Regions from separate parts of the Mus musculus genome. Here region 2 is linked to region 1. Evidence: chromatin contacts called from ENCODE Hi-C data. All regions are on one chromosome and are shown on one strand. Each heading gives the region's core, a stretch centred on a gene start or an enhancer-like site at or near the end of the contact. The rest is flanking DNA. Distances are from core to core; before and after follow the strand shown. Region 1 holds the start of E130018O15Rik (RIKEN cDNA E130018O15 gene). Region 2 holds the start of Msx1 (msh homeobox 1).

Region 1 (7,494 bases), core at 1,544-4,043:
TCAAATGCTACTATGTTTTTTCTTTAAGCAGCAACTGGATGTGGTAGTGAAAGCTTCAAGTGCAGGCACTGAGAAGGTGGGGATGGGAGCACTGTCTAGAACACAAGGCTAGCCTGAGCTAACTGGACACCTGCAGGTTTTGACATCTGAGGGGATCCTGGGTCCAATCCCCTCACACCCGTAGCAGTAATTGCCTTTGAAAATAAGTTGGGGAAGTGCACATGGAGTGTTTTGTCAATCAAAACCCAAGAGTAGGCAGACACTTGGGTCATATAGGGGGTGGTGTGAGAAGAAACAGGGTCAGGCGAGGGATGAAGGAGGCAAAATATAGTAATTTAAAAAAAACATGTAAAATAGGCATTTTGTCAAGTTTTTCCAAATGAAAGGCTTGTTGGTGAAAAGGTCTGAAGTGGTCCTGCAGCTGGCCACTCGGATCCTCTTGCCGCCCTAGATCCAATCGCGCAGATTTAGGGGACATTTGTGAAGTACAGCCTCTGGACCAGGCAGACTCTGCTAAGGCCTGGCAGGTTTCCTGACAGATCTCAGTACACAGGATAGGTGAGACAGAAACAAGGCAGCAGGATAAAGTGGGGAGAGATGCCACAGCCTGCACAGCTACTGTGTGTGAACATGGATGGGCATGGCTTGGAAGGGGACAGTCCTCCAGCCCCAGAACTCTGTGGAGGAATATAGAGGGCTCTGGCAAGGCAGCACCAGAAGTTGCTGCTTGGGTTAGTGCTTGGCAGCCTTACTTCCTCAGCCAAATTGGCCTTGAATTGGGACAAACCAGCCTATACGCTGGGCAGCATCAGTGCTAAAACTCTGGCAGCAAGGAAGGATTCAAGCAGTACCTCTCTGCTCTCCTCCGTGTAGGCTGAGCTTGGGGCCCCCAGGACCTGGGTGAGCACCCACAGGGCTAACTTGGGAGTTCCTGACACATACACACCCTGCTCCTGAGTGGTACCACCACTTGTAGTCCGTAGGATCCAGAGGCCAAGTAGTGTGGCTGTCACCCTCTTTCTAGTGCTCCCAAGCCAGTACCAGGAGATGTGGATGCCCTTTCCCCATTTCTGACCACCATCCCTTGCTGGTCTAGTACTGAGGCGCCACTCTGATGCACGGCTCCAGAGGGAGTGCTGGGTAAGACCAGGCAGGTCTCTCTCTGCCCAATGGAGTATGGGAGCAGCACTTATCCACGGTGTAAGGTGTAACCGGTGTAACCACAAGGGGCCAGGACCAAGGGCCAGGGCCCTAGGGCAGAGGGAATTACAACCCTGGTGCCTAAGAAGCCCAGCCTGGCTCCCCCATCCAGAGAGCAGAGAAATAAAATGGAAGCCACAGCACCCACCCAACAGGCTCCATTTTACAAGCAGGAAGGTACTGTTCACAAGGGGAGCCTGGAACTTGCAGAAGTTGGACGGTTCTCTCCATCACCATTTTTAGTAGGGCTCCTTTCTGGTCTGTTTCTTCATCACTTCAAAAAACAACCCCGAGCCCTGCAGTGATGCCTCATGCCTTTAATCCCAGCACTCAGGAGGCAGGGGCAAAAGGATCTCTGGGCTAACATAGATACCCTAACTCGGAAAAACGAAAAACCATATCAAAACAAAAACAAACCACCACCAACAACAAAACCAACCTGAATTGGCCGGCCCAGGGGTTGTGCCTGATTCCTACAAACAAATATCATTGCTAATTTCTCCCTCCCCGCCCCCACCTCTACCCAGGTCCCTGAGTATGTCTGAGCTGGGACACCCAGGAAGTAACAGCACTTGGGACACTCTGAGTCAAAGTTGGAGACACCCAACTTTGACTCAGAGCCCTCACCTATGAAATGTGGCTGCTTGCCAGCGATTCCTCTTGCCTTGCCCAATATGGCTCCAAAATCAAGTCCTATCGTGCACAAAACCCACTTCCCATCCAGGTTTCTAGCCAGGGTGCAGACCCCAAAGGTTCCTTAGCCTGGCGGCTCATCCATCCTTCTATATCCTCAAGAGCCACTTATAGTGGGAGGGAGGGGAAGCGCTCTCTTTTCACATTAGTTTTTCCCTTTGAAGTATAGGGTGACTCTATTTCCCTCTATTTCTCTTGTTGGGGAGATTAAACAAAGTGGGCTCCGGGCCTGCAGTTGCCTTCTCCTGGACAGTGGGACACACTTCTTTACGCACTGTCTGTGACCCGCACTGAGCAGCTAGATGGGCCTTCCGTGATAACCCGCATCCAGTGAAGCGTTCCGCTCAGTGACTAGGCTGTCCCCCTATTCCTGTTGGAAGTGGATCACAGCTCCGTTGGTCTCAGCGAAGTCTGGGTTACCCTCTGCGGCCTTGCTCCTGAAGCGGGGGAAGAAAATTCACTTTGTGCAGGGCAAGAGAGGCAGAAAGAGGAATTGTTCCTCAAGACCTGCAGTCCCGCACAGTGGCTAGGCACGAAGCTCTTACCAGCCTGAAAGAGAGTGAGAAGGCCGGGCAATGGAGGTGCCAGAGCAAATGTAATCTGTTCCTACCCAGCGTGACACCATGGGGCACCTTCGGGCTTGACTCTCTTTACACACCGAAACTGAGCCCGGGATATGAGAGCATTCCATCGCAGCGCGATGGCACCAAGAGCATATTTCGTTACGCGTAAGAGTTAAAACATGCTGCGTCTCTGCAAACTTGTTTTGGCAGAATCCCCGTTTTAAATTACACGCGAGGTCTTAAAAAAAAAGAAAAAGACTGCGGCCCAGTCGGCAATAGTCCTTACCCGCGCGCAAATACACAGTCACAGGGACTCACGCACAAACCGAGCGTTCTGCGGGTTCCGACACGCTCCCGGAGGGTGAGCAAGGCTCTCCTCGGATGCGATTGGCCAGTCTGGGCTTCACAGCGACCCTGTAGCCAATGGTCGACCTCCCAGCCGAGGCCCCGCCTTCTCCCACTCCCTGGCGCGGGTACCGGGGTGGGGGGCGCCGGAACGCATCTCGCGGGGTCGTACCCCCAGGACCACCGGGTCTCCTGCCCTGGGCCCTGCCACCACCTGCGCGCAGAGTCCGGCCGGGCAGCATCTCCGGCAATGGCTTCTCTCCGGGCTGCAGCGGGTCGTTGGGGCTGAGCCTACGAAACTCGCGCCGCCCCGCCCCCGGCACCGCCCCCTCCCCCTCCCGTGAGGCCAGCCGGGGCGGCGACCTGAACCGCTCGGAGAAACGCGAGGGAGGCTGCTGCGGGAACGGCCGTCCGCGCGCACCCGCTCCCGCCCAGCCCAGCCCGGCACAGAAGCCGACGCCCGCCTCGTGGAGCCCGACGCCCTCACTCCGGGCAGCGGCTCTCCAGGGCCAGGCCGCGCGTGCGCCAGGCGGCCGTTCGCCACTATCCAAACGGGGCCGGGAAGAGCAGCTGCGCCCCAGGCAACCAGGGACCCCCAGGATCCCAGCCTTGCCCGACGGGCCCGCGGCCGCGATGCCGGATGAGCTGACCGAGCCCGGGCGCGCCACACCAGCTCGCGCCTCCTCCTTCCTCATCGAGAACCTGCTAGCAGCCGAGGCCAAGGGCGCGGGGCGCTCAACCCAGGGCGATGGCGTCCGCGAGGAAGAGGAAGAGGACGACGACGACCCCGAGGACGAGGATCCGGAGCAGGCGCGACGACGACTACAGCGGCGGCGACAGCAGCGCGCGGGCAGCGGGCCGGGCGGGGAGGCGAGGGCCCGGGCACTGGGCCTAGGGCCCCGGCCGCCTCCTGGGCCCGGCCCGCCCTTCGCGCTCGGCTGCGGAGGTACAACGCGGTGGTACCCACGGGTGCACGGCGGCTACGGAGGTGGTCTAAGTCCTGACAGTGAGTGAGGTTGCGGGGAAGGGGTGGGCAATGGTCAGGGCTCTGCTCCCTCCCTATGCATTCTTTTGGTGACTTCGGGCTTAGTGAGCTCCTAGTCTTCCTGTGTACTGGGGCCTGGGTGGTATGAGATCCCCTTGGATGGGCAATTGTTGGAGACTGGGGATGGCACTGCATGTAGGAAGCTGCTAAGGCTAGGATCAGGCCCAAGAACACAAAATTCGGAGAGGAGAGTGAAATAGGCCTCGGAAAGATGAGAAGGGGAAAGAGTGTGTTTGGAGAAACATCGAAGGTGAAAGGGAAGTGAAGGAAGAGGAAAGGTGGCAGAGGAGGGGAGGCCGCGGGGGTCAAGCACTAAAATAAAAGGGGCAGAGCTGAGAGACCACAGCTATGGAGGCTGGATGGGAGGCCTTCTTCTATAGCAATTGCAACCCCAAAGTATCCTTTGCCCTCCCTGCTGCGCAGTAAGACCATGGGCTGGGCCTGAGCCTGCGTTGGGTCTTCTCAGGCCCAAAGGCTGAGGCTGGTAGGAGCCCACTCTGAAGGGTCCATCCCACCCCTCTCTTCTTTTCTTGCCCCTCCCCCTCTTTGGCCTTTGTTTCCTGCAGAGGGCTCAGAGAATGGGGGTGGGGGCTTCTCAGTCCCAGAACCCACTTACCCCTCTGGCCTGGACATCCTGACTCTGACTGCCTGTCTCCAGAGGGTCCAGACCTCAACCTCTCTTAGGACCTGCTCATTAGAGAGCAACCCTTGAGACTAGAAGGGTATTTCAACCTTCCTCACCCCAGCCCCTTGAGCCAGCCGGGTCCCTAAACACACAGACTTATATATAACTAAAGGGTGCCCACCCAGGCTCTGTGTATAAGCTTTGGGGTAGGAGGTGGCCTGGGGCCCGTTCTTTTCTATTAGGTACTCACCCCACTCCTGGTATGGAGTAGGACAAGTCTCCCAGCCCAGGTTTGGAATGCCTGCCTTCTTTACATAAGCTTAAACAGGGGTCAGTAGTATCCAGTGAGGAGGCTCTTGCAGGGCGCATTTTATTCTCCCTTTTAGTTGGGCCATCCTCACCTGTAGTCCAATAGTCACCACCACCCCCACCCCCACCCCACCCCGGCCTTTTGCCTTATTTCGTGCCATGCGGGTTAGAGTTCTCTGTTCCTGTTGAGTCAAGCGAGCAGGTGAGTCAGATTAGCACTTTATGGCAACACATGGACAGACCTCCGAGTGTAGGGGCTTTGGGTGTCTTTGTAGGACCTCCCCTATGGTCTGGCTGCATACACACCATCCTGCTAGGCGACATTGCATGGGCACTGAGGGGGATGCTTTCAAGGAAACCAGGCGGAGTTTAGCTGTAAGCACAAGTCCACTGTACTGAGGCATAACCTGGGCCAAAACCCACCTTGACCTCTGATCCATCGGTCAGGCAGAAGGACAGACCAGCCTGAATTGGTTTCATGGACCCAGATGTCTAGAGGAGAAGTGGGAGCCCACGGGAACTTATTTAACCTGGTGACATCCCTTGTACGCCCTGAATCTGGGACTTGGAGCATGAGCCCAAAGGTCCTCTGTGGGCAAGACCCCAAGCGTAGGAGATGGTTGGGGCAGGGTAGGAATGCAGTGATTGGTAGAACAGCCTTACTCCTTGGTCTCTTGGAGCATATTTTGCTGCTGCAGAGGGCCTGCCTCTGAGGGGATCTGGGTCGGGGTTGTGCCAATGTCACCCGGTGGGATTTCTCTGGGGAATGTGCATTTGTTTCTCCTAAGAGTTGTTTCCTTGATGTCTGCTCCACGTGTGTGATGGGGAGGTCTCAGCCCCTGGCGGTTAGGTTGTATGTCAGTCTCTGTGTGTACATAACTTTGAAGGACATCCTTTCTTTTGTCCCGGTCCTCTGCCAGCCTTTTGTGAGTTGGCGGTGGGTTGGGGGCTGAGGTAGAGCTGAGCCAGGGGCAGTCTCAGATGTCAGTTTGTCTTTTGGATTAGCCTTTTTCTTTCGAGAATTTTCTCTGTCCTTCTCTGGGTGTGCGCTGCCACGTGTTTGCTGCGGCCCAGGTCCTGGGCTTCATTTTTGGCCTCTGCTACTTTCCTGCCGGCACCCCAACCCCCTCCCGCCCCCGCAACCCGTACGCGGGGCGTGTTTCCCAGTTTGTAGCGTTTGAGTGAGGAGGATTTGAAGGTGGGAGGAAGCCAGTCTCAGTGACTCCTAAAGGCAGACCCTTAGAACCCGCCACTATGCCCGTTTCTCCCCTGCAGCAAGCGACCGGGACTCTCCGGAGACCGGCGAGGAGATGGGCCGCGCAGAGAGCGCCTGGCCGCGGTGCCCCGGGCCGGGAACCGTTCCGCGGGAGGTGACGACGCAGGGCCCGGCGACCGGCGGGGAGGAGGCGGCGGAGTTGGCCGAGGCTCCAGCGGTGGCGGCGGCGGCGACAGGGGAGGCGCGCGGTGGCCGCAGGAAGAAGACGCGCACGGTCTTCTCGCGCAGCCAGGTCTTCCAGCTCGAGTCCACTTTCGATCTGAAGCGCTACCTGAGCAGCGCAGAGCGCGCGGGCCTCGCCGCCTCGCTGCAGCTCACGGAGACGCAGGTCAAGATCTGGTTTCAGAACCGCCGCAACAAGTGGAAGCGGCAGCTGGCAGCGGAGCTGGAGGCGGCCAGCCTGTCCCCGCCGGGTGCGCAGCGCCTGGTCCGCGTGCCGGTGCTCTACCACGAGAGTCCCCCGGCCGCCGCGGGGCCCGCGCTGCCTTTCCCGCTGGCGCCGCCCGCACCCGCACCGCCGCCGCCGCTGCTTGGTTTCTCGGGCGCGCTTGCTTACCCGCTTGCCGCCTTCCCTGCCGCCGCCTCGGTGCCCTTCCTTCGCGCGCAGATGCCGGGGCTAGTGTGAGCCGGCGCCCTCCATGTAGGAGGCGGTTGGGGGAAGGCGCCGCGCACCTCGCAGTCCCTCGAGCGGCCGTCTCCGTGGGCAGCTGCTCTACAGTGTACCGGACAGCGGCGGCAGCCGGGACTCGCAGCCAGCTGCAGGACTGGAGACCCGTTCCGATGGAAAGCCGCGGCGATGCGCTAGCTCTCGCCGGCACGGAGTGCTGAGCAGATGCCGGCTCCGAGTCAGCAAACGGACACTTGGAATGGGCTGGCCGAGGAACCGTATGGCGACTGTCCCGAGGCATCCTGGCCCTAATTCACATTGTCCTTTTCTCGGGAGGGATCTTGCAGGAACCCAGACATCAGGGGCCCCTTCCAAGGGACAGTACAGAGTGCTGCGGGCCTTGGGACAACTCATCTTGGGCCTCTTTTCCGAAGAGGGCTTCTCTCTTGGCGGCCTTGGTTCTCTTGGCTTGACAAGACTTTTTTTTTTTTTTCTGTGATAAATCTACTTCTTTGCATATGGAATAAAAAGGGACGTTTTCTTGATGGACTCGCAGCTGTGTGGTCGCTAGGACAGAGCCGCTTCTTGTAGCAGGCCTGAGTGTGTGGTACTTCCCTCCCAAACCTGGCTAGGGACTTTGGAAAGGCTGCCCCGGGGTAGGTGGGCAAGTCAGGCTGGAGCCACCCTCCTGGTTTATGATCCTAAATTTTACTCTGCTTGTGACTGAGAGGCCCAGCTACACTTCTGGGGAAGTCTTAGGGGTCCAGGAGGAAGGAATAGAGATGGAAAGATGACTGTTGTAGGACTGAAACCAAAGGCATGGCAGATGAA
Region 2 (7,494 bases), core at 2,146-4,645, 2.4 Mb after region 1:
CCCGCTGCTCTGCTCAAAGAGGTGGCTGGGGAGGGGATGGCACCACAGGGAGGTGACTCTGGACCCACCTAAGTCAGGTGGTACATGCTGTAGCCTACATGGGCGGTGTAGAGTCCCACGGGCGCTACAGGCAGCGCGGCGCGCTGGAAAGGGCCAGAGGCACTGTAGAGTGAGGCGCCCGCAGCTGCAGCCACCGCTGCAGGACCGCCAAGAGGAAAAGAGAGGCCGAAGGCAGCAGGCGGCAACATGGGTTTCGCGGCCATCTTCAGCTTCTCCAGCTCCGCCTCCTGCAGTCTCTTGGCCTTAGCGCGACGGTTCTGGAACCAGATCTTCACCTGGGTCTCGGTGAGGCTGAGCGAGCTGGAGAATTCCGCGCGCTCGGCAATAGACAGGTACTGCTTCTGGCGGAACTTGCGCTCCAGAGCCAGCAGCTGAGCTGTGGTGAAAGGCGTCCTGGGCTTGCGGTTGGTCTTGTGCTTGCGTAGGGTGCATGCTGGGGGACTCAGCCGTCCTAGGGGGCCAGGAGAGGGGGAAAAAAAAAGCAAGGAGTTAAAGAGAGTCTTGTGCTTGCGTAGGGTGCATGCTGGGGGACTCAGCCGTCCTAGGGGGCCAGGAGAGGGGGAAAAAAAAAGCAAGGAGTTAAAGAGAGTCTTGCTGGGGTGTTTTACTAAGGAACCGAAAACATTCCAGGTATTAATTTCGTTCAGACGCGTCTGTGCTGGGCACTGTGAGGCACTTGAGAAATATTTTCTCTTGCCTGCTAAAATGCTAGATGAAATCTAAGCATGTTCAACGCTGGAATACAGTTGAGCAGAGACAGTGCCAACCTACCTTAAAGTCAAGCCTTCCCCACCAGGTGCCTCTTCTGCGCCTCTCACATTGGAAAGATGAAGGCTGGGGGCAGGGGGTGGTCATAAAACACTCAGGGGCCCTTTGCCCAGTCCAAAGTCACCCAGGTTTCATACCATAGACATACACTTGTATTTGTGCCCGACAAATGCACCGCGTTGGGGCTAGGCCTTTGCATCGCATAGAATGGATCTTGAAACTCCACACTTTCTATCAAACAACATGTTTCTCCTGGGCTCTAGGGCCAATCAAATTAGAGAGCCATCCAAGAAGTCACACTGTGACAATTCTAAAATATGTATGGGGCTGTTTATGTAGATATCTGCCATTTCAGTTGCCCTCGGTTTTCCCTACAGCCTCTCCAAACCTCAGCGCCTGGGACCACATCAAGCATAGTGTGTATCGGGAGTTGGGGGGCAGGGTCCCCAGTCTGACGAAACTGGTTATGTCCACCTGCCCTTTCTTTCAGTTTCCTGAGTAAAGCTTAAATCTCCAATAGAGTGCTGTCACTGTTGGGCAGGCCTAGTTAGGGGACCGAGTTTCAGTCCTGCTATGCCTAACAAAACCATTACAGAATAAAACAAACCTCAACCACACGCTCCCCACCACTTAGTTATTGAGAACATCTTCGGGTTTTGCCTAGCTATGCTTTTTTTTTTTTTAAGCTCTAATAAAACAATAATCCTTTGGGCCCTCAGACCACCAGGATGTAAGTCAAACGAAATCTCCAGTTAGCATCCCCACTTCTCTCCCAGCTCAGGCCATAGCAAGTCCGGGAAGTTGGCCCCAGAGTCGTTTTCCACCAGGCCGCCCTAAAGAAGGGTGGGTTCATAGGGAAATGTCACTTTGGTCAGCAGCAACAGCCCGGCTCTGGGCCACCTTCCTCAAGCTTTAGGCCCAGGGAGGGGCTGTCTTTTCAAAGACGTTTAATCCCCAGATAAAAATCGTTCCTCAGCATCACGCCATTGAATTTGCAACGCTATTATGTAGGGCGAAATAATCGGAGGAAACGAGGAAAACTTGGGAATTTCCCGTGCTCCTGAAATATCTTCGAGCGGGTTCGCTGGGGAAAGGAAGCCTAAGGGCCGCAAGGACCTAGGACTATCCTGGAACACGTCGCTGGCTGCTGGGTCCGCTTCAAAAGCCTGGTCCAACACATTCGGACACTATAGCAAAGTGGTTAATAGGGAGCTCTTTTGGTTGTCTTGTTGTCTCCACCACCACCACCATCCCCCCTAGTCCGCGATCGTCCCCTCTTGCTAAATCATCCACCCGCCCAAAACACCAAGTTTCTGCTTAAAATTAGATGCGCGGTGGGGCAGGAGTTTTGCAGAACTCCGGAACCCTTTGAGAGGTTCTTTAAATGGGGAGCGCGAGGTTACGGCTGTCTACCAGTAGAAAGTGAAACTCCGCAGAGCTAGGATGTACTGGCCGCTGCGCCCATCCAAGTTGAGGTGCAAAATAACTGAGTTTAGGGTCAGGTGGAGAAGCAGGGCACCCCTGGTGTCCTGACTACCGGAAGAATAAGAAGGTCCACAGACACCCGCGCGCTACAAGTGAAGTGACAGGCTCGGAGGCACTGAGCCAAGGCAAGGAGCGCGGACTAAGCTTTGCCTGCTTTAGGCCTCTAACTCTCTTCCTGGGTGGGAGTGGGAAGAGGCTCAAAGGCGGTCTTCCCGCCAACGCAACCTCTGCACGGCCTCCAGGTACCCAGTTGCAGGTACGCCGACGCCCGAGACAAGCCGGCGCCGGCGCGCGGCCTGGCGCCCTCGGGCCCCACACCCCCTCTTGGCCCCTTCGCTCTCCATCCAGGGCTGGCTACTTACTGGCTGGGGGCGGGGAGAAGCGGGGACTCTGCATCCACGGGGTCCGATCTAGTTTCTCGGGGCTTTCGGCCTTCACCAGAGCATCTTCTGGCAGCTTGAGGAGTCCTCCGACTGAGAAATGGCCGAGAGGCCGCGGCGAGGAGGGCGCATCCGGGGCGCCCAGAGACCCGGGCCGGGTGCCCAAGTGCTGCACCGAGCCACCCGCTGCCTGAGCCCCTTCGGAGGCCACCAGGACGCTCTCCTTGGCCCCGGGCTTCCTGTGATCGGCCATGAGGGCCTCCACGCTGAAGGGCAGGAGTGAAGCGGGCACTTTGGGCTTGGCCCCCTCCTCATCTGTGCCCATGGCGGTTGCGGTGGCCGCAGCAGCCCCGGGGGCTTGGCCAACGCCTCCCCCAGCAGGCTTGGCGAAGGCGGAGTCCTCCACTTTGACACCGAGTGGCAAAGAAGTCATAGCAGCAGCCGGGGCCATGCAGAGCCGGACCCCCCCTCCAGCCGCAGCTCGAGACAGCCCTGGATCATGGGTTTCGGGCAGGCTGGGAGCGCGACCGGCTTCTGCGAGCTCCTGACCGGCTTCTGCGAGCTCCTGGGTTCCTGGCCCGGCCGGCTCTCGCGCGCGAGCCTCCTGCGGCTTCCCCAGAAGGCCAACTCGAGCGAGCGGGGCCTGGATCCCTGCGCCGCTCAGGCCGAGTTCCCAGGCGCACTCGCCGGCTCCGGGTCCGCCGCCGCTCCCCTGAGAACTTGTTAATAAGGCAAGGCCAGCGTGGCAGCGGCCAATCAGAGCGCGAGGGGGCGGGTCCGGAGAGAACCATTGGGCTGTGCTCGTGCCCCGAGGCGCGCTCGGCCTGGGGGCGCTCGGGGAAGGGCCTGACCCGCACAGGCGGGACAGAGCCGGAGGTACCTGGGGAGCTTTTCCGCCTAGCTAAGTCAGGTGGGCATCGGTCCGGCTGGACCCCCACACTCCTGGATGTGGATTCTACCAAGTTCCAGAGGGACTTTTCTTTACTAGTCCTTCTCTTCTGCCAGTCGTCCTCCACCATCCTTTACCCACTTCTTCTGTTCCTCTCCATAGACTACTTTCTTTCCACAGTTTCTCTTATGGTCTGTGCTATTTCTTTCTGTCCCCTTTCCCTCTTCTGGCCCCCTTTCTCGACCACAATTCACTTACAATTTTTTTTTTCTTTTGGTGTTTGCTTTGAATGTTCATAGTTATTTGTCAGAGTAGCAAGGGATAATACTAATTTCTTTTTTTAAAAAAGCCGCCCTAAGTGTCTTATGTCTTCCAATCTTCAAAAATTTACCTCGGAGTAAAAATGGGCCTTTGTCTCCAGGGCTGGACAAAGTTAATCAAAGAAAGTACAGGTCCTGTTGGTTCTGTGGGTACGGGAACAAGTAACATGATCTGGGAAATGAGTTTGGTTCTCATGCAAACACGTACCCCCTCCCTATACGTACTTTTTCTCCAGAAAGTTACACCTCTACCAGAGAACTGCTACTAGCCAAAGAAGCCACTGGATGCCTTGGGTGAAGACCGAAATAAGACCAACAGAACCCACCAACAATCTGGCCTCAACATGACCTCAGACAATGAATCCTCAAAAACAATCACACTTCACTAACTGTGGGTCTGTCTGCTGGTGCAGAGTGGAGGCCCATTTGATGGGCCAGTAGGAAAAATAAGCAGTTCCTGGAGGTATATCTTTGGTGCAAGGCTTAAGAAGTTTTGTTTGCCCGATTTCGAAGGAAACGTGTTTTGTTTTGTTTTGTTTTGTTTTGTTTGACTGATACAAAAAGAAGGAAAGTTGGAGTGGGGACCACAGAAGACCTTGTAAACTGGGTTCGAACAGGCTGTTGGGGAGTTGGGGGGGGGGGGGCTTTTCTTTATATGGCCTCTTATCCCAGGGCCCAGGCTCGCGGCTCCGGGGGAGGTGGAGGAGGTGATTGGCGGCTCACCGGGACTGTGCATTGATGACTGCCGGGCTCTAATCTCCAGGAAACACAAGGGGCTGCCGTGGCCATTTAGGGGTAATTATCCGAGCACGGAGGGATAGCGAATTCCCTGGCCTTTTAACTGGGCGCAATAAAAAGCTGTAGATTAGGGGCGACCAGATTAAGGAAAATGAATTACTTTATTACCCAGACGGCGTCCGGGGTCTGGAGGGAGGGGTTGGGCTGCGGACGCCAGAGAGATCGGAGCCTCACATCTGCCCACAGGGCCTGGAGAAATAGGAAGGCCTGGGGCGGGTTCGGGAATACTCGCTTCTGTGAAATGTCTGGATTTCTTACGTTTCTGAGGCTGTGAGGAGGCACTGCGTAGGGCTTGGGACTCAAGCTCATTTAGGCCCAGCTGGACGCCCGCTGTACTGGGTCCCCTGAGGTTTGTTCCATGTGTATGGGAAGTAGAAGCCATACCGTCCCGTTTTAAAGCCCTGCAAACGAAAGTTAAGCGACAGTGTAGGCCAAATCCTTAGCTCGAAGCCTAGAAGGTACGGAGAACTGTAGTTTAAGAACTAATTAGGCAGTTGCTAGATCATCTCGTTCTATAGCGTCAGCCGATTTACACTCTGCGCTCGGATTAAAACAGAAATGGAAATAAATCTCCCAAATGGCTTGCTTTAGTCTAGTGTTTTTAGTACGAGGAGTGTTTTTCAAAAAGTGAGGGTTTTCAGTTATTCCACCTCGATCCCCAACTTAAAATAATTTCCTTTTGGGAGCGATCGGAGAATCCAAGTAGCTACGATCTTTTTCCCGGGAAAAAAAGTGCATAACGGCTAAAATACGTGACACGCAACTGTGTAGACAACTTCAGGGACTCGTGTACTGGCCCAGAGTCTTAATTCCTGCTTTAGGACCGAGGGGGCCTCGAACCCCAAGAATGGGGCCCCAGGGCGCACCGGGGTCTCCAGCGGAACTCACGGAGTGTGCAGCAGTCGGAGCAAAGAGGCCTAGCCTCAGGCCGGGGAGGGGGCGGCCTGAGAAGGGCTGCATCGCTAATTGCGGGGATAAACAATCTGTCACGATCCCTCAGCGCGCCTAATAGGCAGACGAGGATGTTGTTTTTAGGCGCCAGCGGCGGCCGGATCAAAGGCTGCAGCCGGCGCAGGGGCCCTTGAAGTCGCGCCCCTGCCTCCAGGGAGCAAAACGCCTGCGCCCGCAGCCCTGAGCCCTGCTTTCGGCCCCTGGGCTTTTAGAGTAGGTCTCAAACTCCACTGTCTATTCTTTTGGGGTTCGGTGTGCATTTGGGTCTGCAGGGATTCGGCGCGCAGGCTAGCGGGTTGCAAAGGTTGCAAGAGCGCTTTTGCAGAGCGCAAGGGACCGGACTCGATGGCTTCCAGAGCGCAGGACCCATGCTAAACTCTACCCAAGGGCTGCGCAGGGGAGGAAAATGCACCCCAACTCTGAGAAGGATGTCTGAGAAACAAAATAAAAACCCGGTTCCCCAGCCATGTGGCTCATTCCCGAAAACGGAAAGGCATGCGTTTGGGATCAATGAGAGCAGGCAACCTCGGAGCTCATTTTTGTCTGACCTTTGCGGATTTCCTGGCCAGTGGGTTAAGCGAGCTGACAGCCCAGGCTGGGCCTGTTATCTCACGGCAGCGCTAACCGGAGGTGCTGCTATCCCGACGCGGTCGCTGCAGGCAGCGGAGAAAACGGACCGTAATTCATGCCTGGCAAGGGCAGGGCTGGCCCGCGGCAGATAAAACTCTAAGACAGGCTCTCTGCTTGCAGCCTGCTCGACTTTTCTCCCCTCCCCCTCGCTCTGTCTCCCCTAGTCTCCTGCACCCTATATCTCGCCTGCCTTCGAATAAATTACCTTTGCCGGTTCAGATCCTAAAGACTAGTTCTGCGATCAATTTCTGGGCCGCTACTCTCCTTGGTGGCCTTTACCCCGCAACCCAAAATGCTCGTTTGACTAGAGTATAGGACAACTGGGGTGTGTGATAGCTTCGATATGGTTCCTAGATATTTTCTCTTCCCCCCTCCCCCCGCCAGCAGAAAATCAACTTGTAGAGGAATTCAATTTTAAAGGCAACTGTTACTACCTGAGTATCTATCTGGCCCTGGGTTTGAAAAACTTAAGGGTTGGCCCTTCAGTACTGCGTTCGTTGTCACCCCCATCCCACTCCCTTTTCTAGTGCATTTTGTGGCCTCTGTCCAGAAACCCCGCATACATTTTTTTTATGTGCGGCTCAGTGGGATCCGCCGGCAATTAGCTAGCCCCAAACAGTCCTCTTTAATAGAATGGATGTGCTATGGAAACCGATTACCCGGAACGATTTATTTTTGTGGGGATTCACCAATCACCGGGAGGGCAGCGGAGGGAGAGAGAAGAAGTATTTTGTCCCTGGGTGGGGGTGGGGTCTGATGGTTGGTCAGAAAGCCTCGTTCAGGGGGATCTGCTAACCTCCCGAGAGGCCCTCCCTTCTCTGCCATCTCCGAGCCTCTGACCCCTGCCTTCAAGCAAGGGGCTAGAAGTTATGTTTGAGAAATTGCCCGGGAATCACTCGTTCAGGGAAGATTTTAAAGCTTTTCCAGGACAAAGCGCCACAGTTAAGAATTAGAAGAATCTTCAGTTCCAGAAAATGCAGAGGCGATAAAGATTTTTTAAAAAAAAATGCTTCGGGTTTCCAAAGACTAGCCGAACTGGTGGAGTCCTTAGCGCTGGAACTGGCGCCGCCAAAGGAACCCTTCCTGGAAGGTGTTTTTCCCTTTCTTGAGAACTCATTGACTTCTTCAGAGGAAGGGCCCCAATCCTGCGGATTCACCTGGGGAACTGGCAGCTAGAGTCTGCAGCTTCTTGCTCTTTCCCGCCCATCCCCCA

Evidence for each region. A loop is a pair of places that touch in the nucleus more often than their neighbours do.
Region 2: a loop to region 1 is called in a map of left cerebral cortex, with 10 times the contacts of the local background. The contact joins the promoter of Msx1 here to the promoter of E130018O15Rik in region 1. A Hi-C loop is called at or near these places in 7 of 37 maps with a recorded cell type or tissue (ES-E14, left cerebral cortex and mouse embryonic stem cell).

Annotation. Positions count from the first base shown.
Region 1 is chr5:35,385,683-35,393,176 of GRCm38, forward strand. It overlaps E130018O15Rik (RIKEN cDNA E130018O15 gene), which reads right to left and starts at 2,794. Exons shown (of 2, transcript NR_152157.1): 1 at 2,743-2,794. Hmx1 (H6 homeobox 1) reads left to right here and starts at 3,179. Exons shown (of 2, transcript NM_010445.4): 1 at 3,179-3,807; 2 at 6,056-7,208. The coding sequence starts at 3,435. The coding sequence ends at 6,681.
Region 2 is chr5:37,821,190-37,828,683 of GRCm38, forward strand. Msx1 (msh homeobox 1) reads right to left here and starts at 3,396. Exons shown (of 2, transcript NM_010835.2): 1 at 2,676-3,396; 2 at 1-511. The coding sequence starts at 3,144. The coding sequence ends at 69. It overlaps Gm33993 (a long non-coding RNA gene), which reads left to right and starts at 4,566. Exons shown (of 6, transcript XR_868362.1): 1 at 4,566-4,697. It also overlaps Msx1os. RefSeq lists an enhancer at 4,480-7,494.